2 separate regions of the Mus musculus genome follow, and region 1 is linked to region 2. The links are chromatin loops, found by intact Hi-C in ENCODE. Cell type or tissue: gastrocnemius. All regions are shown on one strand. Links, peaks and the distances in the headings refer to the core of each region. The heading gives the core; the rest is flanking DNA.

What was found. Peaks named below come from ENCODE experiments on the same cell type or tissue, not always from the same donor. Only the 100,000 strongest peaks of a DNase experiment are listed, where the experiment ranks them.
Region 1: it touches region 2 in a loop (6-fold over the local background); 40 of 42 quality-filtered maps call a loop at or near these places.

What each region holds. Positions count from the first base shown.
Region 1 is chr5:148,444,229-148,460,259 of GRCm38, reverse strand. No RefSeq gene overlaps it. Among named protein-coding and RNA genes, the nearest start is that of Slc7a1, 52 kb to the right of the region's middle. In gastrocnemius, for the core only: CTCF peaks have their summits at 8,246 (motif pointing right) and 9,094 (motif pointing right); DNase peaks (open chromatin) are centred at 7,381, 8,267, 9,132, 9,582 and 6 more places.
Region 2 is chr5:148,324,278-148,340,308 of GRCm38, reverse strand. Slc7a1 (solute carrier family 7 (cationic amino acid transporter, y+ system), member 1) reads left to right here. Exons shown (of 13, transcript NM_007513.4): 9 at 3,100-3,202; 10 at 4,715-4,932; 11 at 5,651-5,817; 12 at 6,311-6,419; 13 at 7,766-12,899. The coding sequence ends at 7,869. Among named protein-coding and RNA genes, the nearest start is that of Slc7a1, 68 kb to the left of the region's middle. In gastrocnemius, for the core only: a CTCF peak has its summit at 7,545 (motif pointing left); DNase peaks (open chromatin) are centred at 7,562, 7,811, 8,676 and 9,003.

The sequences.
Region 1 (16,031 bases), core at 5,161-13,160, 120 kb before region 2:
AGCAGGATGCTGAGCAGAGCAGACCTCCTGCTCAGTTCATCCTTTTATCACTGTGGGGTTGATCATGGCTGAAGCAAACGGTGGCAGTGGACAGCAACATCTGCAAAGCCAAATCCTAGAAATCACTTTTAAAAGAAGATATGGTTTTTTAATTTTATGTATATGGGTGTTTTGCCTGTATATATGTGTACTGGCTGGTTTTGTGTGTCAACTTGACACAAGCTGGAGTTATCACAGAGAAAGGAACTTCAGTTGAGGAAATGCCTCCATTAGATCCAGCTGTGGGGCATTTTCTCAATTAGTGATCAAGCGGGGAGGGCCCCTTGTGGGTGTTGCTATTCTTGGGCTGGTAGTCTTGGGTTCTATAAGAAAGCAAGCTGAGCAAGCCAGGGGAAGCAAGCCAGTAAGTAACATCCCTCCATGGCCTCTGCATCAGCTCCTGCTTCTTGACCTGCTTGAGTTCCAGTCCTGACTTCCTTTGGTGATATGTGTCTTAGGGTTTTACTGCTGTGAACAGATACCATGACCAAGTCAAGTCTTATAAAGGACAACATTTAATTGGGGCTGACTTACAGGTTCAGAGGTTCAGTCCATTATCATCAAGGCAGGAACATGGTAGCATCCAGGCAGGCATGGTGCAGGCAGAGCTGAGAGTTCTACATCTTCATCTTAAGGCTGCTAGCAGAATACTGGCCTCCAGGTAGCCAGAGTAGGGTCTTAAAGCCCATGCCAAAAGTGACACATCTACTCCAACAAGGCCACACCTCCAAATAGTGCCACTCCCTGGGCCAATCATATACAAACCATCACATTCCACTCCCTGATCCCCATTGGCTTGTTCAAACACATGAGTCTATGAGGACCATATGTAGCCATAGCATAATTAAAAAGTACATTTAGTCCAACTTCCAAAGTCTCCATAGTCTATAGCAGTCTTAACAATGTTAAAAGTCCAAAGTTCAAAGTCTCTTCTGAGATTCATCCAATCACTTAACTGTAATCCCCAAGGCAAGACAGGAAACCAGCTGGGCAAACTCCAAACTCTGCATCTCCATGTCTGATTTCAAGGTGATCTTCATATCTCCAGCTCCTTTTTCATCTTTGTTGACTGCAACAAACTTCTTTCTACTGGGCTGGTTCCATTCCCTGTTAGCAACTTCCTTGGCAGGTATCCCACAGCTCTGGCATCTTTAACATCTTTGGGTCTCCAATACAACTTCAGTGTTACAGCTTCTTGTTTCAATATCTGGGATCCACACATGAACTTCTGGGCTCCTCCATAGGGCTGGCATCACTTCTCCAGTTCTGTCCTCTGTAGCACTCTAAGCTCGGTTTTCATCCACTCCACTACGGCTGCCGTTCTTGGTGATCTTCCCATGGTACTGGCATCTCCAATATGCTGGGGTCTTCTTCTACAACTAGGCTTTACCAATAGCCTCTCATAGGCTCTCTTTAGTTGGTGCTAAGCCTCAACTTCTTTGCATGACCCCTTCAGTTCTGGGCCATCAACTACAATTGAGGCTGAACCTTTACCATTAGCCTTCCATGGTCTCTCACAGTGCCAAGCCTCAGCTGCTCTTCATGACACCTTCATGCCTTCAAAACAAGTTCCACCTGGGTAACTCTTACACATTACCAAGTATGGCTGTAGCATGAGGTACAATCTTGGGTATCTCTGGAAGACAGCTTCTTTGTGCCCTCAGAAAACACTTCCCAGAAGATTTCACCTCAGCAATGCTGGTCTCTTCTTAATCACCACTAATTTCTTAGCTCCAGCTAACCAGCATCAATTGTCCCAGAACTCCCTTCTTTTATTGACTCTTAAGCAAGAGGCACATGGCCAAAGATGATGAGTTCTCCTCCTTGCAGGAGCTGGAACATGGCCCCCTTGTTCTATTACATTATCATTAGCTTTCTGTTTTCTAACTCCTTCACTGCCTAAGCTTGGCTTCCCTGGATCTTGCTCTGTAGATTGACCTTGAACAGAGATCTGCATAGCTTTATCTCCTGGGATTCAAGGTGTGTACTACCGTACCTGGGCCTAAATTTAGCTTGGTAGGATCTTAGCCCAAAGTCTCTTAATCTGTTATCTCCTAGAACACAGTATTCAGTTCCATTTCACTTCTTGGTGTCCCTTTAATACTTGAATCATAAATTTTATATATTTCCTTTTTAAGCTTGCTACTCTTGTTCAAATGCTCTTCATGAGACTTAACCAAAGAACAAAGTCTATGATGGACTTTTTTGAGATTTCCTGTGTCAATGCAATTAATATAACTCTCTTTACCTTAGCCTCAGGTAGACTCTTCAGACAAGGACAGAAAACAGCCACATTCTCCACCAAAATACCACAAAAATAGTCTCTACACCACATACTGAAATTCTTTTCTGAAACCTTTTGGGCCAGGTCTGCATAGTTCAAATCACTCACAGTAACAGAGTCTTTCATATTCCTGCTAGGATAGTTCATTAAGCCCCCACTTAAAAATTTCACTTCTTTTCAAAGCCAAAGTCCCAAAATACACATTATTCCAAACAAAAGCATGATCAGGCCTTTCACAGCAATACCCCACTCCTGGTACCAGCTTCCGTCTTAGAGTTTACTGACTCCCAGGCAGCTAGGATGAGGGTCTTAAAGCCTACACCCACAGTGCCACACCTACTCCAATAAAGCCACACCTCCTAATAATGCCACTCTCTGGGCCAAGCATATACAAACCATCACAATGTCTGTGTGCCACATGAATACAGCATCCATGAAGGCCAGAAGAGGGCAACGGATCTCTTCAAACTCGAGTTACAGGAGGTTGTGAGTTACCCTAGGGCCGAATCAATAGTAGGGATCACAAACATTATTTTGAGTGGCTCACAAGCCTGATCAGTAAAACCTAAAAAACAGGAAGTATTACACAAGTTGCAAATAAAGCCTCCTGGAGTTCATTGGCATGATAGCAGTGTAAGGACGGTAAATGTAACAGGTGTTAACATCTCACACAGGACTTGGAACCTGCTCACTTCTGGACAATTCTGGGACCCTTGTTGCAAAGCCTGCAGATACCAATGCTGATTTTCTTTGATATGAGATATGACATTACACAACTCTTCCTAGGCCTTACTCTTGCTGCACTTGAGTGGTTCCTATTCCTACGGCTCTGGTGTATGCAGTCAGGATCTCCACTATCTGCTTAGGGTCATTTGGGCCTGCTTCAGCCAGTCCTGTGCCACTCTTCTGGACTCCCCTTTGAGCTGATTGACAAACTTTGCTGCCAGCTCCAGGTCACCATGCTCAATACAATAGGAGGCATATGAGATCAATTTAAATGTATTTATATCTTCAGGGTAGAGCTCCACTGGGGGCTTCAGTTGCTTAGGCAGGAACAGGAGTAGGGACTGTAAGTAGGAAAGGAAATATTGGTACAGGCCTCTGGAAGAATAGTCAGTGCCCTTAGTCTCCAAATTACCTCTTCAATCCACTTTAAAAATCTCTCTCTCTCTCTCCCTCTGTGTGTGTGTGTGTGTGTGTGTGTGTGTGTGTGTGTGTGTGTTAAAACAAACCAAATCAACCCCTTCACTTGGTCTTTATAGTAAAAGGTTCATACTGAGGCACATATACCTAACAAGAAAGGGCTCTGATTAAAGAAATGGCCCTCTGTTCTAGGATCAAATCCCATTGCTTCTGCTTTCTCTTATGCAGATATAAGCAAGTTCTCTGAACTCTTGAAGCTTAGGGAATCCTAGCTCATGGAGTTTGTTAGGAGCAGAACAGAACCTCTAGAATAGTCTTGATATTTAAATGTGCATAAATCATAAGAGCATCTTGTTAGAGGGCAGGGTGCTTTCAGAGGTGTGGGTGGAGCCTGCATTTCTAACACTTCACAGAGCCATTGACATCACACATACATGGATCTCACTTTGAGAAGCTGATACACAGAGATCTGTCTTATGTGGAGTCTTCATAGATGCTGCTCCCCGATGCAGGAAGCACCTCATGGCTCAGAACAATACCAGGTGTGTGTGTGTGTGTGTGTGTGTGTGTGTGTGGTGCCTGTGTACAAGCATACACATGCAGCTGTATGTGTAAAGTGTGTAATATATTTCTTGAAATGTTGATCAGGGTGCATAGGAGCTAGTTGGAGTTAGGAGGCTTGATCCTTGGGTTTATCCTACAGTCAGCGATTCTGCATATTTCTCCTTCAGAGATCCTTGCACCAACAACTCCTGGAGTGACCTGGGTCAGTACTGGACCAGATCCTTCCTGCCTTCGGGCTTGACCAGAGGTCTTTGTGCTGCCCATAGGTGTGACAGGATATTTGAACCTGCTTCTACTTAGGGTGTGGCTCAACTCTTAGCACACACCTTTAATCTCAAACACTGAAGCTAAAATTAGTTTGTAGAAGGAAGCACCCATGTTTGAAAGAGATGCCTGAGTGGCAGACAAAGTGATGAATCAGAGAAAGATCTGACAGAATAGGATATGCCCAACTCTCAGGAGAAGAGTTGGAAAGGGAAGCTACTTAAAGGAGAGACAGACAGGACAGGAGTAAGAGAGTACAGAGCAGGAAGTCAGTAGAGTTGAGAAGGAGAGTGGAGCAGCACTGAGAGGGGGGAGGAGGCAGTGTTACTGGGAGAGTTTTACAGAGACAGATTGAAGAGAACAAGCTAAACACAGATAAAGACAGAAGGAGCAAGAGAATGAGAAGGAGCCCAAAGATTAGAACAGATTGCTAAAGTTAGTTCAAGGCCAAGCAGAGCAATTCAGAGACCGAGAGAAAAGCCAGATTGAATACGTCAGCTGGGAGAGGAGTTTGAGCCAGAATAGCTTAGTTGAACCAGCCAGCCAGAGCTCAGAAACAACAAGAAAGAGCTTATTTAGCAGCAGGTCTCAGAGGCTGAAACCTTCCAGGCCTAGATACGATTGTACAGAGGCTAGACGCTTCCAGGACTAGGCCTAGGTTAGCAAAAGGAGGCAGGAACCATAGAAGACAACAATTACCTCGGGCACATAATAGATACTTTTATGTATAAGTAGCTTGTAGATATTCCATCTGGCCCCAGGCATAATGGCTCCCCTTCTGCTGTGGTGCCTGAGACTTGGTTTCCCATACCTGGAGACAGGTGGGACATTCTGCATGTGCTCCACTGGAAGCCTGAAGAGCAACCATCTGGGGAGCAGGGACTGTCAGAGGACAAAGGGAGACCATGCTCTGCTCCAGAGTGGGTAGCAGCTGCAGGGGGTCATTCCTTGCATGGAATTCAGCAGGGCACAGATGCCTAGAACCTGATAGAATTAATTTTCACGGTGGATTTTTGTTGTTGTTGTTTGTTTGTTTGTTTGTTTGTTTTCGAGACAGGGTTTTTCTGTGTAGCCCTGGCTGTCCTGGAACTCACTTTGTAGACCAGGCTGGCCTCGAACTCAGAAATCTGCCTGCCTCTGCCTTCAAAGTGCTGGGATTAAAGGCGTGCATGCGCCACTACTGCCCGGCTGCACCGTAGATTTTGAGGCTTGCTCCTCTGTGGGGAGTAGGGCATCTTTGTGTGCATGGATGGCTTTGAAAGGAATATGCAGCTCTCCTATGAACAAGCCATCCTGGAGCATGAGGCCCCTACCCTGTCAGAACTCTTCTAGACCCGTCTTGGGACAGTGATGGAGGGGCTTCCCCTCCTTGGAACACCACACTCATTTCAAAGGACCCCTTTTTCTAGACCTGGAAGATGATGGCAAAGATGGTCCTGTCTTAAGCATGCTTGAAAACACAAAGGCATTTGCACAAACAGCACCCTGAATAAGCGCCAACAGCTCGTGACCTTGAGGGCGGGGCCCAGCTCTTCCTGCAAGGTGCGGGTCAGTGGCTCCTTGTTCTCAGAAGGCGTGGCCAAACTCTTGCAGAGTACAGTATCAGGAAAGACCTGCTCCAAGTGGGTCTAGTCCTCTAATCTTTTGCCTGCACAACCCCTGGGGCCTCTAGCTGGCATCCATATCTTTATACTCTTGGAAAATCAATATCCCCCTTTTTTTTCTTTGTTCCCAATGAATGAATTTGGGGGATAGCACCAGAATCAGAAAAGTTTCTATGAATTTCTTCCAGACTCGGAGTCTGGGAATCCTCGTGGGTGGCCGGGGGCCTGCTCTGAGTATTTTTCAATGCAGAAAAGGGCGTATTTGAGCAGCTGGCTCAGAAATAGACTAAATCTGTCTATAGCGTAATTGGTGCAGAAAGAGCTGGAAGACAAATTGAGAATGGTGGGTGTAAACAGAAGGGAAAGGTGGCAGAAGGGGAGCCAGATGGATGAGCCCAGACACAAAACACACACAAACAAAGGCTGCTAGGGACACCAGGAGGGCGCGTTTGCATGTGGGGACCAGAACTGGACTCCTTGGCTTGGAGGTTTGCGGTCCTAGGTCTGCTCCTGGAACCCTGCGAAGTCAGGCTCTGTAGAGGGCGATCGCTACGGCAGGTGGTCCAAATGGCCTCATTAGTGAATTCAGAACACAAAATCTTGGTCTAATTATTCAATTCCTTAAAGAATTTAGTTTGCTAAGAGCCTAGGGTGCGCGCGCGTGAGTGTGTGAGTGTGTGTGTGTGTGTGTGTGTGTGTGTGATATTTTGATTACAACGTACAATTTTTTCCCTTTACATAGCTGCATTCCATGGCAGCCTGTATCTGCTTTGCAGTGTGACAGAGGACAAGGACACCTTTCTTGTGATAGAATATATTACACATGTGACACCCACCCACCCCCAGTGCCAACTCTGTTGACAAATTTTGCTGTTTGACCAAACCCTCTCGAAGCAAGGAAGAATGGGTAGTCAGAGTGTCTGCTGCAAAGTACTTTAGCTATCTTGTCAGCAGCAGATGGACCCGCTGTCACCAAGCAAGCGACAGGTCAACGTCTGTGCAACTTCTGTGTCGGCTCAATACATACTTATAATTAAAGAATAATAAAATTTGCATTTGCTTACAAACAGGGAGGATCTTCTGTACAGCAGAGACCATCACAGCGAGAGATGCCAGTGAGCCAGGTGCACGTAACAGCGTAACAACAAGTAATTACATTGCCCTTTTCAGAGGCGCCATGCATGGCCCACCCAATTAAGCCTCCTAGAGTAACTTCCTGATGGCCCATCGTTTCTAACATCCCTTCCCCATTTATCATATCAGTGTTGCTTTCTGCATCTGCTTTCTTTCCTAGTCTGCCCCCCCCTCCACCTCTGCCGCCGCCGTCAAATTTCACGGTTCCCCAAAACGAAAAACAAAACTGCCGGTTCTCATTTCTTTGGGGGAAATTAGTCTTGTTTCTTCCCATAAATCATAAGCATACTTCAGCTGTAAACAGCATTAGCAACCGTGGAAGTAAATTGACTGCAGTGCTCCGAGAGACCAGAGGGTGCTGAGCAAGGTTTGGTAATTGTGACTTAGGGAGGGGTGGTGGGCAGTTGGGGGACTGGGGAGAATCGTGGGTGACTCCGTTCTTCTCTTTGAATGTGGGGATGTCCTCCCTGGCTGGGCATGGGTAGCCCTAGGCCGTGGTATAACAATTATGAATAGCATCTTTCTGGAAATGTTGCACTTTGGGTGATAAATTATATGGTAATTCAAATTAAGGTGTAAACAAGATAGAAACAAAAGCTTGTTTTGTAAAAGAAGCCAGACCAAAAGGCCACCTGTTATACAAAATGTCTAGAAAAGGCAAGTCCATAGGAAAAAACATATTAATGGTTATAAGAGGTCAGAGATAGGGAATTCCCATTAATCGGTAGAATTTCTTTTTTTTGGGGGGGGGTAGGATTTATTTAGGGAAGAGGGCAATGGTCTTACAATGGTAGTATGCCTATGCCAATACCTACATTGTGCACTTTAGGTGAGTAAATTAGGGTTCAACAAAATTGTTCTGTTAAAACAGAAGTTTAAAAATAATTAGGACGGGCTGGAGAGGTGGCTCAGAGGTTAAGAGCACTGACTACTCTTCCAGAGGTTCTGAGTTCAAATCCCAGCAACCACATCCATCTCACACAACCACAACCAGCTCACAGCCATCTGTAATGGGAGCCAAAGCTCTCTTATGGTGTACTAATATAAACAAAATAAATAAATCTTTAAATCTTTAAAAGATAATTAGGACACAGAAATCCTGCAAAGAAAAAAAACTAAAAAGTTTGCTCTCCATCTTTCTAACGGTGAGCACTGCTTCTCATACTCTTACGAATTGGCTTGGTGAAGGGGTTGTAGTGACACATGTTGGCCTCCAGAGGGCGCCTCGAACACAACCCGGTTTTTATGAACTTGGTTGGGGCAAGAAAAAGCAATGTTTCTCTATGGTCATTGCTAGGAATCAAAGGTGGGTTTGCAGTTTGGGAGGGGAAGAAAAGATCAGTAGGACAAGGGAAGAGAAAGGTAGCGAGCTTGGGGTTTTTGCTCTCACCCCCCATGCCCGAGGAGCTAAACCCTTTGTGTAGCACTGCATTAGAGTCCAGCCACTGGAAAGCAAAATATGACCCCAAAAGGGACTACTTGACACTCAGACCCCACGTCCTTATTCTTCAGAAATTTCTTAAAATGAAACTCATTCCAATCCAGACACCAACCAGCACTGGTATCACCTTTTAAAGAAAAGGAGTTGACCAGAACTCAGTTTCCAGCAGCCACACCAGGTGGCTCACAACTATGTGTGACTCCAATTCCAGGGGATCTGTGTTCATATGCGCATAACCACACATAGACACACACAAACACAGATAATTAAAAATAAAACAAATCTTTTGGTTGTTGTTGTTTTTTCGAGACAGGGTTTCTCTGTGTAGCCCTGGCTGTCTCGGAACTCACTTTGTAGACCAGGCTGGCCTCGAACTCAGAAATCCGCCTGCTTCTGCCTCCCAAGTGCTGGGATTAAAGGCGTGCGCCACCACCGCCCGGCTAAAACACATCTTTAAAAAATACTCAACAGTGAAATATATTTAAAAAAAAAAAAGCATTTCACTTTGTGCGTTTTTATATCTTGAACTTCCAGACAGAGCCTGGCACTTAGCAATGGGCAATTGGGTGAGTGGGTGAAAGGTTACACATACACCTGGGGCATTTAGCCTGGGTAGCCAACAGAGGGCGCTATATACCTAGAGAAGCAAGGCGAGCGCCCAGCGCAGGACCTTTCCTGAGACAAACTCAGATTTCTGGTCTGCTTGTAACAAAGGCAGAGATCCGCGCAATTCAACCTGGAGCTGCGGCCAGCGCAGAATCCCAACATCCACATGCAGGTGGCAGGGAAGAGTCAGGCATTTTCCTTGCTTAGCCGTCCCCTTAGCATCAAGAAAAGAAAACCAGACGGACTGAGTTTTTGTACACAGAGATGATATTCAAGAAAAGGAATGATTCTGGGAAAGCCCACTGTGAGCTAGACCTTAAGCTCCATCTCCAGCCTTTGCCTGGCGTGTCTCAGAAGCCAGAGTTAGACATAAATCCCTGTAAACTCTCCAGCAGAGTCTATAATGGGGCTGCTGCCCAAATGGACAGAGCTGAGCGCTCTCAAGGATAAGCCTTGCACCGAACAGTATTTCTGGCAAATCAACGCTCTACCCACTCCCTAAACAGAGTCCACAAACACCAGGGTAGGTAAGGAAATAAGAGTGCTCTCCTGACCACTGGGCTGCACTGCCTGCAGGCGTGAGTGAGCTTACCCTGATACCCTAGGAGTCTCAGACCAGACCGTTGGGTTTAGAAGCAATAGGAGGAATGGAGTGGCGCCAGACACACCTGCCGTTGAACCATTTTATCTGATTCTTTTCCAGCTGTGTGTCTGTTCCTTTCATTAGTTCTTGAATTTGTGTCTCTCTCTGCTGTGATCAGAAAGTCTTCCCAAAGAGAATGGCAGGCAGGAATCGATGGGAATGGAGGGCGGAACGGGGTGGGGGTGGGGGGTTCTTCTTCAAAGCCCCCAAAGAAGCTCTTGCCCTGAGTCCAAGAGGGAAGCACAAATCCACCCTCAGGCACGTCCTCCGTGTGCAGCCATCTTGGCATCTAGAAGGCTGCTTACGGACAAATCAAGAAAACTAGCCAGGCAGTAGTGGCGCACGCCTTTAATCCCAACACTTGGGAGGCAGAGGCAGGTGGATTTCTGAGTTTGAGGTCTACAGCCTGGTTTACAGAGTGAGTTTCAAAACAGCCAGGGAAACCCTGATTCGAAAAAAAAAAAACAAAGCAAACAAACAAAACAAAGAAAGAGAGAGAGAGAAAGAAAGAAGGAAAGAAAGAGAAGAAAAGAAAGAGAGAAGGAAAGAAAGAAAATGAGTCATTTGGTCGGTGAGGGATTGAGTTGCTAGTGTGATGAGTTCCATGGGAAGGATTAAGGAAGGGAGCCTGTGAATTAATGAAGAGAAAGCTCAGAAAAGTTTCTTATTTGCCGTGGTGGTCACCTGCTGTAGTCATGCATAGCCTTTGTGTCTGGCTATGAGTGAAATGTTCCAGCAAAGCTTTTGCTATGTTGGGGGTTAATCAGGAGAGGCTGAGAAATTGTTCTGAGTCTGTTTGAACCTCGAGGAAATGTTTTCTTCCTGGAGAATCGGCACTTGGTGCTACACAAGAGCTTGTAGCTGCACCAACCTTGGTCCTAAGACACTCCTGGCAAACCTGGAGTTCTTCCTTCTGATTCTGGCTCGCCATGGTCGGAAGGGACTGAGCTTTGCGCGGGTGGTCTGCACTCTCGGACATCAAGGGGAAGATGACTTTGGTACTTGCAACCTTTCCCAGTCCGAATTAATTTTGTGTGATTAGTGAATAAAAGTAACTGGAGTGAGCTAGTCTTTTCCAAGAAGGCTTAGCACCCTGGTGAGCTTCTCTCTCTACTGCGGCACCCACGACCACCATCTACCATCACCCATAGACAGTATGGTGGGATCTCTGAGCCAAGGGAGGGGAGAAAACAAGATCCAGGATGAAAGGCACACATAACCTTTGTATCTACCATAAGCCTTACACAGCACAAAAGCTAGGCAGATACCCTACCCTCTATGCTGCTAGAATCTACTTTCCTATTGATAGTCATTACTCACTATGTTCCATCTGGGCTGTTCTTAACTCCCATTGGCCGGCCCCCAGGGCCACAATTTCTTTACTCATAATCCACTGTAGCTTCTCCCTCTTTCTCCTGCACTCTTGCCCCCTCCTGGTTCTCCTCTGACACCAAGCCTGGGAAACCTAAATTCTGCCTATTTGTCTTCTGCCCACCTATTAGCTGTCCACATCTTTATTTACCAATCAGAAATAACCCGGGGGCAGGGTCCTTAGCGTCTTACGTGTGGATTCTCCTCTCTGAGGCAACCAGCCTTGGGACTCAATATTAGCATTAGAGTACAAGCAGCATTAGGCCAACCCACCACACTGCTTCATAAAAAACGGTACAGGCTACATGATGTCAAGTTGGCTACCTCATCACCCCAGCCCTCTCGGGGGAGAGATAAGACCTTTTTCCTTTCCCTGAGATAGAGCCTTTAAAATGGTCATGTGTCAGTTGGCCATTGCTGTCTGCCTGATCCTTCTGGCATAAATAAATCTTCTTTGTGCTGAGGGTTTGGTGTCTGGGTGTGTTCTGTGCCAACTCCTAGGACCCTTCAAAATCTCTCCCCAGAGATAAGCTACCCTCTGGCTAGTGCCTTATATTCTCCCAGTATGAGATCTCTGGGGAAATTCCCATTTTTCAGGGGTCCATTGTGTCAACAATCTGACAGATCGAGACACATAAGTGACTCTTTAGAATTTTTATGGTTGCCGGGCCAGTTACACCACCACAGGTGCCCTGTCAAGCGTCCTGCTAGCGGGTGTGGCGTCCCAACCGTGGGATGCCTATTCTGCTGGATATGGTAGAATGGTGGCTCGTGTCCAGACAGACCACACCAGAACAAAGCAGCTCTACATGGCAGAGGTTTATTGGAGACCAAGAGGGGAAAGAGAGGAAGGGTCTGTCTTTTCTTTAGGCTGTGATGTAAGTAACCTGTTTGCAGGTAAATGTGGGAAGTGGATTCTGGGAAGGTATGTGGTTGCCCTGGCAACAGATGCCACCTATGTGCGACATCCCTGAATTTGGAGCAGATCTGCCAAGCTGGCTCTTGATACCAACACACTGACCATTGAAAACTTGAACATTCTTCTTGGAGGAAAACTAGAGAGATCTAAGCATAAAGCTGGGATTGGTCACGTGTGGGCATTGTGAAGAATGGTTGGTAAGCAGGTGACTAAAGAGACCAGAATCATCTAAACCCAAGGGGACTCAAGAAGGTAAAGTGGCCTGAGGGAATAATGTGGTGTGTGGAGTCCTGAGGTCATGTCCTGTTTAGAGGATGGTACCCTATGAGCCCAAGATGCAGCGATAAGAGGGGGCTTGTGCAAACCAACTGGCAAGGAGTGGGGGCACAGACTTTGCCCAGCACATCCCCAGGGCGAGCAGGACTCCTTCTCCCACCTTAAGACTTTCTGAATATCTCTACATCGCTGCTTGCAAAGAGAGCCTCTCTGGCCCATTATTCATGTCCAGAGACCCCTGCACCTGTCTGACCCTAAGTTCATAATGGCCAGTTCTAGGTTGGAAACAGGTGTAGCAGACAGAACAACGGCCCCCTCTGCTACCCCTGGGGCCACTGTAATGAATGATAACACACTGGTAGCTTCAAACAACAGAAGTAAGTTTTTCCTACGCCTCTGGAGGCCACAAGTCAGAAGTCATCAGGGCTACTTCCTCTTGGAAGGTTCCAGAGAGAATCAGCCCGTTTGCCTCTTCCAGCTTCTGGTGTCTCTAGATGTCCTTGACGCTGTTCAATGCTTTGACTCCGCCTTTCCATGACTGCCTTCAGGGTGCCACTCTTGAAATGTTTTGGGGTATCCATCGTAGAAGACTACCTGCAAACAGTTTTAAGCCAATAGAAGTCATTATTTAGCCAGCCAGTGACTACACTGGGTCTCAAAACAGTGTAGCCCTGAGCCTTTCTCAGGATGAGCTTTTAAGCACAAAACCCACACCCTGGGCTGACACACTTCAGTTAACAAGAACAGTTAGTCAGGATCAGAACTGCGGAAGCCAAAAAGCAAGGCTAGTACCTTCAGGGACTTTCACAGAACTGTGGATGTTGATGGATTCGGTCTTTGCTCTCATTTGGCAGGTGTTGCTGCATGAACACTGAATTCTGTGCTTTGAATGAAACTCCCATCATGGCGTCAGCTGTGTTACGGTCTGGGGCCTGTAATAAAGCCTCCCCTTTTCCCTGGTAAGGAAACTCACCACCGAAGGAGGGCCTGTCCTAAGGCTACAGTGATTTTTATCTCCAGATGCTCAGTGACACTTGGGAAGGCGTGTTTACTACATGAGGCCATATTGTGAGGTTCAGGGAGTTAAGGCATGTCCTTTAGAGGTCATGATTCAACCTATGACACTGATCCACTTCAGATTTCTAAAGGACTGTCATGCTTAGGCCAGCCTCTGGGGACAGGACAAGCTTCCCCGGGGACAGTATAACCACGGGCCACTTGCCACACATGTCCCTCGCTGTCACAGCTTGCTCTTCTGTGAAGAAAAGCTGATCACTTTGTTCAGTTGATGACTCCCAGTCCGGCTGGCTGCACCAGGTCTTGCCTGCCAGCTAAGTACTTACAGCCTTGAGCTGAGCATCACCCTGCCGGCAGAGATGACTTAAGAACAAGTGTGGTTTGAGGCCAGAGTGGTCAACAATTTGAGTTCCAGGACAGTCAGGGCTACATAGAAAAAAAAACACAAAACCTGTCAAAAAAACCAAAACCAAAACAAAACAAAACAAAAACAAAAAAACAAAACAAAACAAAAAAAAACCCAAAAAAACAAGCCAAGCCAAACCAAACTAAACCAACAGAAACAAAAAGCTAAAAACAAAAACAAACAAAAAGTTTGGGAAATCCCCCTTCTGAAGTTGTTATCTCTTATCAACCTAGAAAGAATATCCCAGAGAAGTTGGGCACACACAGGCATGAGTCAAAAGCAGGCTGGGCTACACACATTTTGCCCAACGTACAACTTTCTCATCTTTTTCCCCTAAGGGGAACCCGTGGCAGATCAGCCTGGAGCAGCTCATCCTGCATCTGCCCTCTGCTTGGCTTTCATTCTCTGTTTTTGTTTCATTTCGGGTCTACTGAGTGCTGAGATTAAAGGCCTGCTCCACTCTCATTTCACTCAAAACAGATTGCGCTCTTGCTTAGGCAGGCCTCAGCCTAGAACAGCTAACTGCCAGGCTGGGAAAAGCTCAAAAAAAGCAGTAGCCAGCTTTGGAGCACCTGGGAACTTGGGAGTGAGGAAGAAAAGGGAAGTTATCCAAGGGTTTAGACCAGAGATGCTAGAGTCTGATGAGGTCTGAACCCTAGATCTCCCTCTGGGCATGCACATAATTAATGGTGGGTGTGGTAGTTGGAATGAGAATGGCTCCCATGGTTCATATATTTGAATGCTTGGTTCCCAGTTGGTGGAACTGTTTGAGAAGGATTAGGAGGCGTGGCCTTGCTGGAGGAGCTGAGTCACTGGGGTGGGTTTTGAGGTTTCAAAAGCCCAAGCCATTCCCTGTGAGCCGTTTTGGTCTGTCTCCTACCTGTGGATCAGATGTAAGCTCTCAAGCTGATGCTCCATCACTCCTGCCTGCTGCCCTGCTTCCTGCCTTGCTGACCATAGACTCTGCTACACTGTCCCCTAAATTAAATGCTTTCTTTTTCAAGTTGTCTTGGTCATGGTGTTTCTCTGCAGAAGAGGAGAAGTAACCAGGGCAGTGGCTAAATTGCTAACCTCCTCCGACTTCCTTTGAAAGACTCCCCTAGCATCCATCAGTGGCTGGGTTTGCTCTCAAGCACGGTAAACAAACAAACAAAAATAGATACAGGGACTGAACAAGTATCTGGGTGAACTGTAACATTCTGAGTTGGGCTCACAGTGTATGCTCTGCAGGTGTTCATTGTCAAGGAAACTCTTTAAGATGATGTTGTAGAAGCTAGAGAGATGGCTCAGCCATTGGGAACACTGGCTGCTTTTCCAAAGGACCTGGGTTAGATTCCCGACGACCTACATGGCAGATCACAACTCCAGGTGATCTGATGCCCTCTTCTGGCCTCCACAGGTACTGCACACACACATGGCACACCAACATGTATGCTTGCAGAACACCAATACACATAAAATAAAGAAAATACTGGCTTTTCACACCCATGATCTGACCCCACAATACTCAGCACTAATGAACCATAACCAGGACTGTGAACTATTCACCTCTATGGGATCAATGTTTCCACTTTTTACCCTATATATCATCCCAAAGGCCTTTTACTGCCCAGTGAAGACTTTCTCCCCATGATCTAATTTATGCAAAATGCAAGGTTGGGTTTCTAGACAATAGGAACTGAGCAGAAGAAATTTATTACCATGCTCCCTGCCATTGTCTCTAGACAATCATTCTGGGCCGTGGAAGGATTTCCCACATAGTACTTCAATGTCCAGCTATCACACTGTGTCCTGTGAACAGGAACTCACTTTCCTTGCAACAAAAATTTCCAGTAAGGTCCATGGAACATTGGCCGGCTTTAAGGCTGTGGTCGAGAAGACTAACTGGCTCTTGCAAGTGACTTCCCAATGACTTCTGCAGGATAACCTGGCACACAACGCATCTGCTCCCATCCCTATTCAGTCTGCAAAAAGGAAAGCCATTAATGACACTTGTCCCTTTCACCTCCCACACTGACCTGGGACCTGGCCATTTTCTTGCGCTCCCCCCACCCCCACTCCCAATAACACCATGCCACCTAGCTGACACAGAAAACCAAGGGTATAAAGTGTTAATGGTGCACACAGCAGTTCACGGGATGCCGAGGTGGGAGACAGAGGCGGGAGAGATTTCAGGGGTGCCATGCTTGTTAGATCGTGGGCAGTGCTTGCCTAGCGGAGGCTGGAAAGAGTATTTAAGAGAGGTGGCCAGCAGCACTGTAGGTACTGAGAGTTCTACCAGCGCTTAGCAAGGGAAATTTGCTTCTTGGCTCCAGAGCCT
Region 2 (16,031 bases), core at 2,942-10,941:
GGCCCTGCATGTGTGTGTGTGTGTGTGTGCACCAAGTGTGTACCTGGTACCTATGGAGGCCAGAAGAGGAGCCAGGTTTCCCAAAACTAGATTTATAGATGGTTGTGAGCCAGCAACACTTGTCTGTTGGTAACCAAGCTCAAGTCCCCTGAAAGAGCAGCCAGTGCTCTTAATTGCTGAGCCATCTCTCCAGTTCTAGATACCTATACTTTGATAAAAGACAAACCAGAGGGTAAGATGCAATTATTCTTAGAGTTTAACTCTTATTGTCAGCCGGGCAATGGTGGCACATGCCTGTAATCCTAGCATTTGGGAGGCAGAGGCAGGTGGATTTCTGAGTTCGAGGCCTGGTCTACAGAGTGAGTTCTAAGACAGCCAGGGCTACACAGAGAAACCCTGTCTCAAAAAAAAAACAAAAACAAAAAAAACCAAAACAAACAAATAAACAAAAAAACCAACAACAACAAAAAACCTCTTATAGTCATCTCCGTGGGCAGGGCATGCACGCATGCACACACATACACACACATACACACATATGTACGCACTCCTATCCCTTCAGAGCCACCCATCTTCCCTGTCCGTTGAAGGTTTCCTGGTGTAGAATTTGGTAGGCTGACCTCTTGCATAATCCAAGCCAAGGGGACTTTCAGGTAATCATCTGCAAGTCCAGTATCCGTGAGTCTTACCTCATAGATTCCCCAGAAAAATGAACGTCTCCCAATCAGTTGAAAACAAAACAAAACAAAAACCCATGTACCATCTCTTTCTAGGGGCATATTACAGGTGTTCTTGTTTGCGCTCAAACAGTGGTAGACCCAGAGCAGAGGAGGTTATTTTTATGCTATCATGTTCATCCCCAAGAAGACAGCTGTGCTAGAAGAATTTGGTAAACTCAAGGACCATATAGGGGGCTGGAGAGATGGCTCAGTGTTTAAGAGCACTGACTGCTCTTCCGAAGGTCGAGTTCAATTCCCAGCAACCACATGGTGACTCACAATCATTTGTAATGCGATCTGATGTCTTCTTCTGATCTGTCTGAAAATAGCTACAGAGTACTCATACACACAAGAAATAAATCTTTAAAAAAATGTTAAAGGACCATATAATATAGTACTGGAGACCCGAAGGAAACTGAGGTGCACACAGCCCACTGTCCAGCTGGAGAAGGAGGGGCCTGGAGAGTCCCAAGGGTCACATCTAGGGAGGCTGAGCCACTCTTCATCCGTTAGTGTTCCTGCCAGAGTCAGTTCCTTGCAGCATCCGACTGGCGCCAGGGGTCTTGTGTGAGCCAGGTACCATACAACTTGTATCTCGGTGATTTCTTGAATGGCCACTAGTAAGAAAATGGGCCATTTACTAGTTGTGTTAGTATTTTTGCTTTATTAGTGTTTTGGCTTTGTGACTATTATATTAAGGAAAAGAAAACATGTTTCAATATTGCTGCCTGTAATTAGTGATTATAGCAGTGAGGTTACAATATGATGAGTAGAATTAGGCCACTGAAGAATTTGTTCAGTGTTTCCACATAATTTGACTTAGTTTCCTGCCCTTGCTCACAAAGGAGGTCCAATCATCTTTCAGGTGTCTATCAAGCACATGCCTCTTGCCAAACCAAGTGTTTGGTTTGTTTCCCCGCTTTGGTAGGATTAAGAGTTGGTATTCTAAGATCACCTCCGTGGAAGAAGTTTGTCTGGGTTTCTCTGTGAGCAGGGATAGAGGCAAGCGTGGCATGTGGGGTTGGTAGGTGTTCCAATTATCTGGAAGGCCTTCGCTGCTCTCTAACCGTATTATTCATCATCAATTTAAATCTGTTTGTCTTGCATCAATCTGATGGGGCTGCAGAGATGTTTGTGGACAGTCTCGTGATCATGCTTTAATTTGTATTGATTTGCATGTGATTTGAAAATATCCCAGAGTAGATCTTGCCAAATTATTGTTTTAAGTGGCAAAATTGGTATTACACGGACATAAATAGACAGCACAGGGAATTTTTAAACAAACACATGTTTATCGTACTACTGGGGATCGAAACCTAGACATTACATATGTCTACCGCTACCGCTATGTCTACTGCATTGTCTATCTCTACCGCTGACCCGGACCTCCTAAGCACGTGTGTTCTACTGGGTGGCAGGATGGGAGGGTTGGCTTGGTAATGGAGATGTCATCATTTAGAAATAACTTTGAACTTTTCATATGTGAGGAACGACCTTTCCCTACTTATCTGTCTACAGTAGGAGCCCCTGTGTCTTCCCAGAGCAGCCAGTCTCCCCATCACTGTTATCTCTAGATAGATGTGTCATTAGATCATAGTCTAGGAGTCCAGACACTGGCCTGCCTGCTTCAGGGCTGAGTACCTAGAACTTAGTGACTGGCATACTCTCAATTAGTGATGCCTGTCTGGATGAGTGAAGGTGGATGGAGGAGAGATGGGTGGGTGGAAGAGGAATGGGAAGATGGAGGAAGGTTGGATGGGTGGAGGAGGGATGGGTGAGTGGAAGAGGGATGAATGGTGGGTGGAGGAGGGATGGGAGGGTGGACGATCAGATGAAGGATGATGTAGAGACGAAGGTGTGCGAGGAGATGGACAGATGGAGCACAGATGGATGAATATGGATAGATATAGACAGAGGAAGATGAAATGGGTGAAAAGATGGATGTGTGGATGTGACTGTCTGAGCACCACTAACATGTGGCAGAAGTCACAGTGGGGTCGGAGTTACAAGAACCTGATCCTGGCTCTTCCATTCACTACTAGCTGTATAACCTTAACTGAACTTGCTAACTGAACTTGCTAACTTAAAACAGTATTCATCTGTAGTGTTAGCCTAGAAGATCATTATACACACACACACACACACACACACACACACACACACACACACACACACACACACACGGCATTCTATGAAATTTTTCATGTTATTTCTTGAGAACTCTCTTCCAACCTTGAGCCTGACTTCAATTGAGCAATGCCTCTCATGGATAGGCTGAGTGAGGGTGGGGCTGGAAGTACCCAGATTACAGGTAGGTGGCAGTCCTGACCATAGGACCGCCAGAGGGCCACTCACAGCCCCATGTCTGTCTTCTCCCCAGCTGTGATGGCCTTCCTCTTTGAACTGAAGGACCTGGTGGACCTCATGTCCATTGGCACTCTCCTGGCTTACTCTTTGGTGGCTGCCTGTGTTTTGGTCTTACGGTACGTATGGCATCCCTGAGGTCAATGACAAATGGTAAACAGACGCTTGTGGCTGTTTTAACAGTGCTGACGAGGGGGGTTGTGAGTTCATAGTTTTCAGGCCATACTAGCTGAATTGGAGAATGTCGGGTAGGTGGGATGTGGTCGGTGGTACACCCAGCCCCCACCCCATCCACCAGGGTCCCTATCGTGTCCCCTATCTTTCTGGCTAAGTGTCCCCAGCACCAGCATTGGTCTGAATCTGGGATCGGAAACTTAGAAGGCATAGGGCAGTGACTTCAGTCGGCCCGACTGTTGGGGTAGATGATTCCCAGGACTGCATTAGAAGAACCTCGGGCCTATGTATACTGTAGCTTCTGAGTGTCTGTAGCTCTCAGGGACACTGGATTCTCATTGTTTTTATTTTAACGACAACAGCATTAAAGTGGCTTCAGGGCCACTGAAGCTGGGTGCTCTAGCGCCTCACCCACACAGAGCCTTCCCAAAGCCTATGCCTGTACCCCATCTTTGCTTGGACATGGAAGAACAGGCTTCTGCTCTAGGGATGTCCTGAGGTGGCATTTGTCATGAGAACATGCATTCACAGTGACTGTTTGTGGCACAACCATCGCTTCCTTTCCTCCTTCAGGCGTTTGTTAGAAAGCAAAAAGCCATTTCCATAAAGCCTGGGCTGATCCCTGCTAGCAACTGCAAATTCAGCCTAAACTAGTTCATAGACCTCTTCAATTCTAGAGGCTCAACCCTAACATGTTCTTTGAGACCCACCTACTTTCTTTCTTTTTTTTTTAAATTTATTTTATGTATGCAAGTGCACTGTAGCTGTGTTCAGACACACCAGAAGAGGGCATTGGATCCGATTACAGAAGATGGTTGTGAGCCACCATGTGGTTGCTGGGATTTGAACTCAGGACCTCTGGAAGAGCAGTCAGTGCTCTCAACCGCTGAGCCATCTCTTCAGCCCCCACCTACTTTCTTAATTGGCTAAAATACAATGCCTTCGTGAGTCTGTAGGAAGAACAGTTAACTAGCTTGATACCCTTGATACACACGCTTCTTGCGCTTGGACTTGATTGTCCTCAAAACAATTCAAAAGGGACTCTGCTTTTCAAAGCTGTTGAGGATGGACGGTCTGGTTGGGAAGGCAAGGACCTGCCCTCATGTAATCACATGCTTCATCTGCAGGTAGCCTGGGTCATTAGAGGCTCAACCCTAACGTGGGGCTCAACCATTCCACAGGGTCCATTCTTCACAGGCTCTGTCGGTACGCACTCCATGGAACTTAGCGTTTTAGAATAGCTTTATCCAGTTACGGCATGTAGACAGAGCTTACCAGTCCTCCATTGATCTGTCCTTTGTTCTTGTATTGCTAGAGTCTGCACCGTTCTACTGGTTTATGACCTGTGTCCCAGGCACCTTAACCTTTGAATGCACAGTGAGAACTCAGACTGATGTGCGTGTCCTTTCTTAACAAAAGCCGCTATCAGCACTCATGCAGTGGGCATGTCTTTACAGGTACCAGCCAGAACAACCTAATCTGGTATACCAGATGGCCAGAACCACCGAGGAGCTAGATCGAGTAGATCAGAATGAGCTGGTCAGTGCCAGTGAATCACAGACAGGCTTTTTACCGGTAGCCGAGAAGTTTTCTCTGAAATCCATCCTCTCACCCAAGAACGTGGAGCCCTCCAAATTCTCAGGGCTAATTGTGAACATTTCAGCCGGCCTCCTAGGTAAGAGCTCCCGTTTTCCTGGGAAGGGGTTTGGAGTCTACGTCTGTGGTGCTGTGTGGCTTCTGCTCCACAGGCATGAGAGTTGGGTAGGGATGTGGGATGCTGGGAAAGATGAGGGTCTGGTTTGATACCCAGCTATGACACCAGCTTTTCATTCCTATGGAATTTATGACACAGAAGCAGTCTCCTTTTTTTTTTAATTAGGTATTTAGCTCATTTACATTTCCAATGCTATACCAAAAGTCCCCCATACCCACCCACCCCCACTCCCCTACCCACCCACTCCCCCTTTTTGGCCCTGGCATTCCCCTGTACTGGGGCATATAAAGTTTGCATGTCCAATGGGCCTCTCTTTCCACAGAAGCAGTCTCCTTTTGGAGGATTTGAATATATATATATATATATATATATATATATATATATATATATATATATATATATATATATATACACACATTATGTATATATGTATATATATGTGTATATATATCTTCAAATATATATCTTCAAATACATATACATATTGTATTATGTATATATGTATGTATATATACATATAATGTGTGTGTATATATGTATGTATGTGTATATATATGTATATATGTGTGTGTATATATGTATATATATGTGTATGTGTGTGTATGTATATGTGTGTGTGTATATATATATATATATATATATATAATTCCCCAATTCTAATTCTTTTCCTCTCTCACAGCCGCTCTTATCATCACCGTGTGCATTGTGGCCGTGCTTGGAAGAGAGGCCCTGGCCGAAGGGACACTGTGGGCAGTCTTTGTAATGACAGGGTCAGTCCTCCTCTGCATGCTGGTGACAGGCATCATCTGGAGACAGCCTGAGAGCAAGACCAAGCTCTCATTTAAGGTGAGCAGCTTGGCAGGCCTGCAGGAAAAATACCAATAGGTCGAGAGCGTGGTTTTTTTCTGTAAGAAAGCTGAACCTTTGTGGCTCGGCCAGACTTGGGAGCTTCGGGAGGCCAGTCTGGCCAGCTCACCTCAGGGACCCTCAGAGCACAAAATGTCTTGTTAAGCAGGAGCCCCTATGTCTCCCCAGTCCTCAGTTAGTAGGGCATACCCTGTCTCTAAGGGCCTCTTGTTAAATATCCTGATGAATTGCCTGACATTGTTTGGCCTTGGAGGTGACCCAAGGTATCTGCAGTTTTAATAATTTAATATAATAATAATAATAATAACAAATAATAATAATAATAACAATATCAACATAGTTTAACCTTGGGGATAAAATGGATATCCCTCTTCTAGTCTCTTTATGAGGAATGTTTGGGCAATTCTTTTTGGAGTGGGCTGTTGAGTTTGCCACCTCCCATCAGATCTGATGGCGCCTCATGTCTCTGCAGGTACCCTTTGTCCCCGTACTTCCTGTCTTGAGCATCTTCGTGAACATCTATCTCATGATGCAGCTGGACCAGGGCACGTGGGTCCGGTTTGCAGTGTGGATGCTGATAGGTATGTATGGGATGGTGTGTGCTTTGCTGGGTGAACCCGCATTCGATACCCAGCTTCTCTCTGTAAGGCCGAGCGTTTTCCCCTCCTGCTTCCTGACTGGCTAGTTAATGTAGCAGAACCCGCCTCCTTTCACCTCAGACAACATGGAGAAACAGGAGTTGTCAGTGGCTTACTCTAAAACTCCTGACACGTTGTGGAATCTCCTTCCCCTTTAGATACCTTTCATAGCCGGCTGCCCAAGAGAGTTCTCTCTCCAGGCATATCTTGAAGTTAAAAAAGCATGAGGTGAGAGAGATAGTTATTAAGAAAGCACCAGTTACTCTGGATAGGAAGGCTAAGTTGCACCTACTTGCCCAGTACCTGGCTCTGGGCTCTTCCGAGTACCTCTGCCAGTAGGACCACGAGCGTGTGGGAGCTGCTGGGAAGCTCTTGATGGAACGGCAGCTCTCGAGACAATCGGGGCTTGAGCAACCTGGGGATTGTGTACAGTTTAGTCCGGAGTTGTCTGCCTGGATGCTGGCCATCCCTCACTAGGGCTGATGTTGTGTCTCTCCCTACCAAGAGTGTGCCACTCTGTTCCCAATCTCCACCCCAGGCATCTGGCCTGGGGGCTGTAGAAGCTGGTTTCAGGCCTTCTCATTCTGTCTGATGGCCTAGGAGACCCTGGGCCCTGAGACCCTGGAACCTCGTGAGAAGCACCTTGCCTTATTTCTTTGTACATTCCAGGGACCTGTCTTCATTCGGCTTCAAAGTCTAGAGAGGTGCCCACAGCTCACTGTGACCCATTTCTTGGTGGTGGAGGTATGGGGTCTTCTCCTAAACTCCCCCTGCCTTGGGCCGGTGAGCCCTCGGGACTGTATTCCTGTGTGGGTTGCACAGGTGACCCTGAGCCATGTGTTCACAGTCCCTTGTGGGTCAGTCCTTTAAAGCATCACTGCAGATGTGGAGAGCCCTGGATGCTGGGTCAATACTGTGTACGGCCCTTGTTGACTGTCTCCTTCAGTCTAATGGGTTACTTAGGAAAAAAAAAAAAAATCAGAGCTACTAAGCCAGTCTAGGCTGGAAGTCCCAACCTGGGAAGGAACAGTGTCTCTCTGGTACTCTGATGCCACCTAGTGGTGGAAAACAGCTCAACGTCTTCTGTGACCTTCCACCCAGCCTGCTGCTCAGGGAAGCCCCTGTGCACCGCCCAGGATATACACAGTGCAAGCAGGACAGTGACTTTGGCTAATCCCATCCGGGGCCGTGTGTCGCCTCTCCGGGTGTCGAAGTCTACCTGGGCCCCCCCTGCGGGTCTGGCAGCCCTGCCTGCACTCTTCACCCTTCTGTCCCCTTTTCCCCCGTAGGTTTCACCATCTATTTCGGTTATGGGATCTGGCACAGTGAGGAAGCGTCCCTGGCTGCTGGCCAGGCAAAGACTCCTGACAGCAACTTGGACCAGTGCAAATGACGTGCAGCCCCACCCACCAGGGTGACAGCGGTTGACGGGTGCCCGTAGAAGCCTGGGACCCTCACAATCTCTCCACTCATGCCTCAGGATCAGCTCACACCCCCAATGTCACCAAAGCTGGTTTGCTGCCAGCTCGTGAGATCCTGGTCATTTCTGGACAGTCCCTTGGTTTACTCATCTCCCTCTGAACAAAGAAAGCAGCCCTTCTCCTTGCCGGCCGGCCGGGCGCTTCGCTGCTGCGGCCCCAGCAGAAGGGAGGCCCCCTTCTCCTCTCACTTGGGAAGCAGGCCTCCCTCCCTCCCTGGGACCACCCTGGCATCGCCCATGTGCACACTCCAGATGGCTAGTGAGCCTCTCCCTGTCAGCCCAGGACAGTCTCCTGACCACAAGATGCAAGACTATCCCAGCGAGGAAGCATGTGCCCCAACAGTGCTGCCCGACAGCCCATCAACTACAGAATACCTAAAGAGGAGGAACAGGCCCACATCTTACTGCTTTCTGGCTGGGGTGGTAGGATGGGGTCCCGGGTCTGCACAGAAGCATCTGTGCAGAACACAGCACGGTGTGAGCCGTTCAGGTGTGAGCCGCTCATCTCGAGCACAGAAGACGGGAGATCCCTGGAGTGACCAGTAGTGTCGAGATGAGACGGCCAGCTCAGCCCGCGTGGACTAGGGTGACATTCTCTGGTCTCATTCCTAGCAGGCCTGGGTTGGCTTTTGCTGCTCTTGGCGCCTTGTCCCCACTGTCCTGAGTCACTGGAACACAAGGCTGTATCCGTAGGGTTATTTCATTCTCTCGGGTCTTCTAAAGTTCTTCAGACAGGTGGCACTCAATGTGGGGTGGTGACGCCTTTCTGGCCACTGACGTGATCTGTGTGGCCTTTTACATCTAAGGAGTACTGCGGAGTCCTCCCCCTGCTGCTTGCTGTGAATCACTCCACTGGATTAACTTGGGGCTTAATGTTACCTTGGAAGATAGCCAAATCATTACCGACTGCCATATCAGCTTGCGGTTCAAGATGTGTGGCCTGCGCAGGAGATGGCTTGGGGTCCTATTGCTATTCCTCTTGTAGCTGTGGTGCCTTTGCCTGCTGCTGGTGAGATTTCCACCCTGGCCTGGACCTTATTCCCCTTCATTTCCCCTCCCCCACCCCACGCTCCATATCTCTCGGGGTGTGGCCTGAGGGCTGACACCTCTTCATTTACTCTTTGTAGATAGAAACTGCTTGAGAGTGCTGGTGGATTCTCAGAACCAGCAGGGTGCCCTTCCCCCACCCCACATCCCCCTTCCACCATATTGGGGTGGCGAAGCCTAGTGTCTTAGTCTAATGTTAATGCTGTTTATAAAGCCAAGCTTTCTTTTCTGTCTGGCTTTTGACCCAAGTCTGGTGGAAACAGGCTGAGTAGGTAGACTGATGGCCCTGTCTTTCCTCTGCTTTGGAAGATTCTTGAGAATGGAAGAGTTAGTGGGGCTGGACAGGCGTGTAGCCTAGTGGTAGCACACTTCCCCAGCCTACACAGGGCCTCAGCTTCCACCCCCAGCACTACGTATGGAAAATTAGGGAGATTAGAGAAACCACCTAATTGCTGGGTCAGCCAGTGGAGGACAGCTGAGCATCCAAGAGCCAGGCCCTGACCACCGTCCAGGCACTTTGTCTCCTAGGCTGCCTGAAAACACTGCAAAGGGAGTATTATAAGACCCTACATGTTGAGTTTCTAAAGGTATTTAAAGTTATGTAGATTGGTGCTGTAAAATATTTTGATAAATATTAACTTATTTTATTCGGGTCTTGATTACCTATTGTCTTCTTAGGGTCTGTTAAGTATCTGTCTGGGTTTTTTTTTTCCTTGTTACTTGAGAGAGAGAGAGAGAGAGAGAGAGAGAGAGAGAGAGAGAGAGGGCCCAGTGAGGTGTTGGAAGAATCTTTTAAAGTTTAGTGTCTTTGGCTTCTTTTTTGAGACAAGGTTTCACACTCTAGCTGGCCTGGAATAGGATTATCGTTGCCCAGTGTGGCCTCTGCCTCAGGCTCCCGAGTGCTAAGAGCATAGGCGTGAGCCTCCGCTCCTCCTGCTGAACTGTCTCTTGCTTTCTGGGTAAAACCTCCCTGTCTAAGGCAGCCTAACCATGTGTTTACAGTTGACGTTTCAGCCAGCAGCTTGTATCCCACCAAGGGGAAAGGTGTGTATCTAGGGGTTTGATCTGTCACCATCCCTCCTGAGGACCGCAAGCAACGGTCTATATATACATCTGTTCTATATGTTTCCCTGTGCGACACAGGAGCAAACACAGGCCCTGGCGGGGTGGGGTGGGGTCGGGGGGGGGGGCATCCTGAACCCACTTCCTAGTCAGGAAAAGATGCTTGAAGGCGGTGTGCCTAGTTAGTTGATTGGCCACTGAGCTCTTACTAAGAGTGGACACTTTTGGGGGTACACAGGAACAATGATGTATATAGTTATGCCTGGAGCGAGCCTCTAATGTGCTTTTTATTATGCCCCCAGTTCCTTCTGAAAGGAAAACACAAGCCCCAAACCCAAACAACACACACACACACACACACACACACACACACACACACACACACACACACACACATCCCTCCAGACCAACAGCAGGTGGTATCCCGTCTCCTAGCCTCCTGCCCAAAGAAGAGTCCCATTGGGTTTCAAAGCATGGCCAGCATTTCCTACCTAGCTGGAACTTAGACATTCTAAAGACACATTCCCATGCCTTGTTTACCTGCAGCTAGTATATTCACATTGAAAAGACCCATTTTTCCAGGAGCCTGTGCTCTTCCTGTCTCTGGGTCTAAGTTCATGAAGAAGCCAATACCCAGGAGTGGGGCACAAGATGTCTCCACCTTTCAGAAGGTGGCCCTGGTCATGGTGGTAGTGGTAGGTGGTGTCTATAGAGACATTAACCCTCCCACCCCACACCCCCGTGTATATTTGTGGAAGGGTGGGTGCACACCTAGGCCCATCCCCCATCCCTGCCCATCTCCTACAGCCAGGCCTTTGTGGATTTATTTTGCAAACAAAGAAAAAATGAGAGTCTGACCCGGGCAGTTTCTGGAAGATTGCTGGCTTTATTCTGTTTTCAGTTGTTCACAGTTTGGTTTTACAGTATGCAAATTCTGCCTGTCATCTGATATCCCCTCTGCTGGTGACTTGACTTGGGAACCACATACCAAGCACCTGCCTGAGGCTTGATGGTCAGAAGTGTCTGCAGGTTTCTCCACCTGCCCCTAGCAGCCAAGGGTTGGACATACCCCACCCCCAGCCCCAACTCCTGAGCACATCTGGTACAGCCGGTGTGTGCACAGCTAAGGGAATATGTACCCTGCTCCACCTGTCTACTGCCTGATGCTCTCATGCATAGGGCTGGGATTACCAGTGGCCGTGTTTGTACCTTGGCCCTAACCCCACACAGACATTCTGAATTTCGGAGTGTTCATAGTCTCCTCTAGCAAGGAACTTGCCCAGCACTGGGTAGAAGCTTGGCAACAGCAGTGTGAGAGACCGGGTTCCTAGGATAAGCGTGGACACGCCCCACGGGCTCACTCATGTCTACTGGCAAAGCCATGGCCACTGCTGATCTGTGTACCTCCCTGCAATGGAAACATGGCTGGCTTCCGCCAGGGCCCATCCTTTCTGACTTGAGCATCTTATGTCCCCACAGATAGTTATTTCATCCTAATAAAAGCTTACTGTTTTGTTGGCTCCCAAGCATTAAGGAATCTTAAGTGGGGAATCTAAGTGCCAGGGTGCCCACCCCTTGGGGTGTTGGTGGGTGATGCAAACAGGGATGTTTGAGTCCAGGTATGGTTGGGCTAGCGAAGGGAGTGGCCAGACAGAGAATACATGGCCCATGGAACTGTTAGAGAACTCAGAGTCAGCGCTGAATGTATGTCATGTTATATAATTCAAACCGCGTCTGTTTGCCTTCATCATGAGAGGATTGTACATAAGGTTCCTGGGGGGAGAGCGAGTGGTCCGTTTCTTTAGGCTTGTTTTGGTTTGCGAAATACTTTGATTGTCACAGTGGTGCAAGTGAAACGTGCTACACTCCAATGTGGTTAGGATGAAAATTTTAGGGCAAAAATAAATAAATAAAAATTAAAAAAAAAATCTACCAGCTGGTTTTCACCTCCGTTACGCTCGCCTGGTCTTTCTGTGTCCACTGCTCCACTGAGCCGGGGAATATGGTGTAGCCAAAGGTCTTGAGACACGGTGATGACCAAGGAGCCTTCCTGGACCATCCTGTTACACGTGCTGAATGGCTGGCTCAAAAGCCCAGGAGAGACGAAAGTCCATGTCCAAAGATGTTCTCAGGGCGCTGGCACGTCCAGCAGTGTCAGGAAGCAAGGTTTAGGAAGCTACATCATGCACGCTAGTTTATTGATAAGTGTCACCTTTCGTGCTCTGACAAGCTTTTTGAGTTTGGAACTTATTTTCCAATTTGAGAAGTTATAATATATCTTTGTATTTAAGATATTTACTGCTTTGTTTGTGCCTTGAAGCTTCGATGGGTTTAAGGATCACAGAGGGGCCAGGATACTAACGAGGGCTGGTTTATTTGCAAACCTGAATACTTGTGTTGTGGTTTCTCCAGGACAATTTTTTTATTATTATTTCTACTGAACATGGAGCCATTATTAAAAAGAGTTATGTGTGGTTTTTCATTATGTAAATTGTATATATATTTTTTTGCTTGTTTGAGGTTCTATTTTTCTAATAGTCTTCTTACAGTTTCTTATAATGATGACATTAGATTAAGTCCGATACTAACTGTAAATCAAGCTGGTTTCTGCTGGATTCCCGTGGATTAATTCTATTTTATTTTAAGGCCAAGTGCAGGTGTCATCCACCACCCTTTTGAAAAAAAATGTGAAATTTATGTTTCCCCTCGTTGCTGAATACATTGTACACTGGCAAGACCCCTCCCATACTTATGTGTTGTAAAATCAAAGCTGTTTTGTGGTACATTGTGTCATGCTCCTGCAGACGCTAATAAACCCTGTCTGGCTTCCACAACTCACTGTGTGGTCTCAAGCGGGCTAGCAGCTCTTGCCTAGTTCCCGAGCGTGTCCATTCTGGAGGGCAAAGGGTCCATTTGTCATCTTTAGCATCTTTCTGCTGCATAGGACGAAGCCAGTGGCTTTATTTCTATGGCATGGATTTTTCTAGAAGCCATTTGGGAAAGGCTGAGGCCTGCACTTCTAGATCCTTGCTGACTCCCTACCTCACCCCTCCAGACTCACCTGGGGTTAGGGCTACAGACTTCATCAACCATCGGACTTAAGTAAACCGCAAAACCCCTCGGTCCACAGACACCAGAGGCTTGCCCTTGCTGTCACACGCACCATCTTGGAGGAAACAAGTTTTATGCAGAGCACAGGCTGGGAATGAGATTGCAGTTTATCTAAGGATGATTGATAGCACATTCCCATGCACTCCATGGAAGGGCACACTCTTCATTCATTCATTCATTCATTCATTCATTCATTCACTTATAGCACAGGAGACACGTTCAGCTGACTTGATAGTTGTGGGAAGCCACATGTGCCATTGCAGGGTGGCGCTGGCTACCGCTGGCCATCACACATACATAGGCAGTAAAGTTTTTTGCCAAGATGAGGTTTTGAGAGTTAACCAATCAGATGAGAGACAAGTTAACCAATCAGATGAGAGACAAGTTAACCAATCAGATGAGAGACATGTTAACCAATCAGATGTGAGACATGCAAATGAGGTGGTAAGCATAACCCATGCATAACCAATCCGTGTGTGAGACATGCCTCTCCTAGGCCTATATAAGCAGCACCAGTTCTGGGCTTGGGGTCTCTTCGCCTCTGCAATCAAGCTCTCCCAGTAAACGTGTGCAGAAGGATCCTGTTGCAGTGTCATTCTTGCTGGCGAGTCGGGCGCATGCAAGAGATAGTGGTGGTGGCAGACACTCAGGAGTATGATTCTGGCCCCTGGCAGGTGCCGGATCAGAAATAAGTGTCAGGAATCAGGGCACACGTCACACACCTGACCCCCTGGGGGGTACAGATCCCCGAGCTTGGGTGTCAAAACAGTGATGTGCATTGTTGGGTGTATGTAGGAGCAATTTGGGGATTTTGGTTTCTTTTAAAAACATAGGAATAAGAATACATTTCCATTTTAATCCCAGGTGTGGGGTATGGGGCTGCCCCAGACCGTCCATTTAGCAGCTGACTATGATTTGCCTCATGCTCTAGCAGGGACGTGATTTTGCCAGCTGCTCAGTTTCTGACATTATGTGACGTTTGGAATTCTGGGAACTCCCAGTGTGGGTTGGTGGTTGGTTGTGGTGTGTTAAGCAGTCATGTGCAAAGAAACAAGAAGAAGAAATCAGATATCCTGACAGTGGAGATCAAACTTGCCCCAAGGAACTTGATGTCCCTAATCAACAGGAAGTAGTCCAATGTTAATACCGCCCCTTTCCTTTCTATACCTTTCCCCCTCTCCTATCTAGTGTTAGGGGTTGAAAGGATGGAAAGGGGTGGAAGAAAAGAACCCACAGAGTAGCCAAAGTCCAGCTACAGTTGGGGAAATGTAAGGTGCCTCTACTGTGGTGTAGTTACCATTGAATACAGTCTACAGGGGGCAGGGATTAATTCAGTCCCAGCTCACAGAAGTCACGCAGAGAATATTCCTGTGCATCCTGGAACTGGAAAATAGGCACAGGTCCTATGGTGGTGGTGGTGGTGGTAGTGGTGGTGCACGCCTTTAATCTCAGCCCTCCATAGGCAGAGGCAGAAAGATCTTTGTGAGTTTGAGGCTAGCTGTTCTACAGAGTGGGTTCCAGGACAGCCAAGGCTACACAGAGAAACCCTGTCTGGAAAAATAAAAAGAGGACGAGGCTACCACTTCTGTCCAGATTACATTGAGGCTAAGTGCAAGATGGAGAATGGTTCCTGCAGCTCCACTCTGCCATCTAGTGGGTGACACTGGGTACTACGCTCTTAGCCTTTAAAAGGTATGCCAAGACATCAGCAATTTCTAGAAGACTCTTTCCATTGTGGGGATCTGAGGATGCCTCCTGTGGTGCAAACCTCCCCTCACCCTGTTCTGCTATGAAACACTTCCAGTGTCCCCTTGTGGCTCAGTATTCTAGGAATTGAAGAATTCGTATGTCCCCATAGCCTTGTCTTTCAGCTACATCTGTCATCTGCCAATGACCAGAGCCGGGCAGAATATGAGGCTGCAGTCAGGAGGACTGGAAATGTCCTGTAACCTGTCAGCCCCTGCTCAAAAGGAGCCATTCTGTTTCATTGAGTTAAGCTTGTCCACCAGGCTAGAACAGAGTGTAAACAGACATGTGGACACATGCGCAGTCAATGCCCACCCTAGGCTGGGCGGACTCTGGACCTGACCACCATTCATGAAAGTGCAGGGAGACAGAAGACACCACAGTTGTTCACTGATACCATGCACTAACGTAGCATCTGCTTTGAGAGTGACCTTGAAGGCAAACTGTAGGTAGGGTGCCATCGGATGCCTGGGTTCCTACATGAGATGATACAGGTATCCCGTACGGGTGTGCTGGGATCCTTAAGGCTCCTTGGTGCAGAGGTGGAGATAGGGAGTTGGATTTCTAAATTTCCTCTGCCTGCATTGAATCCCCTGTGGGAGGGAACATAGTTCCTTTTGGCTTCTCACAGCTGGTGTCAATCTCGTTTCCTGAACGCAACGTTCCAGGGGCCGGGTCAGCATCCAACTCCGTTATAAATGATGGTGCGGGCATCAGGCCTGTTTACCACATGGGGTGGGGTTGAGGATGATGCTCGATGGCTACCATACTGTGAGGGAACTCGATATCCCAAGGAAAAACTAAGGCTAGGATTTATGGACCAGTGATGCATTGATCAGTATTCTCTTATCAGTAAATTTTGGAAGCTCGGGTGATCTGCAGGGGATCACAGGGGCTTCATCATGGGACCCGCGTGACATGAGCTCAGGGGCGTTTACATGCCCAGATTGGTTGTGGTCTCCTTGCCATCCCATGCATTCCACCAAAATGAGCACAGGAAGTAGAAAACTCAGGTCTTCCTTGTGACCCCCCAAACAATGCTGGGCACCTATACTGGTTAGTTTTGTGTCAACTTGACACAAGCTGGAGTTATCACAGAAAAGGGAGCT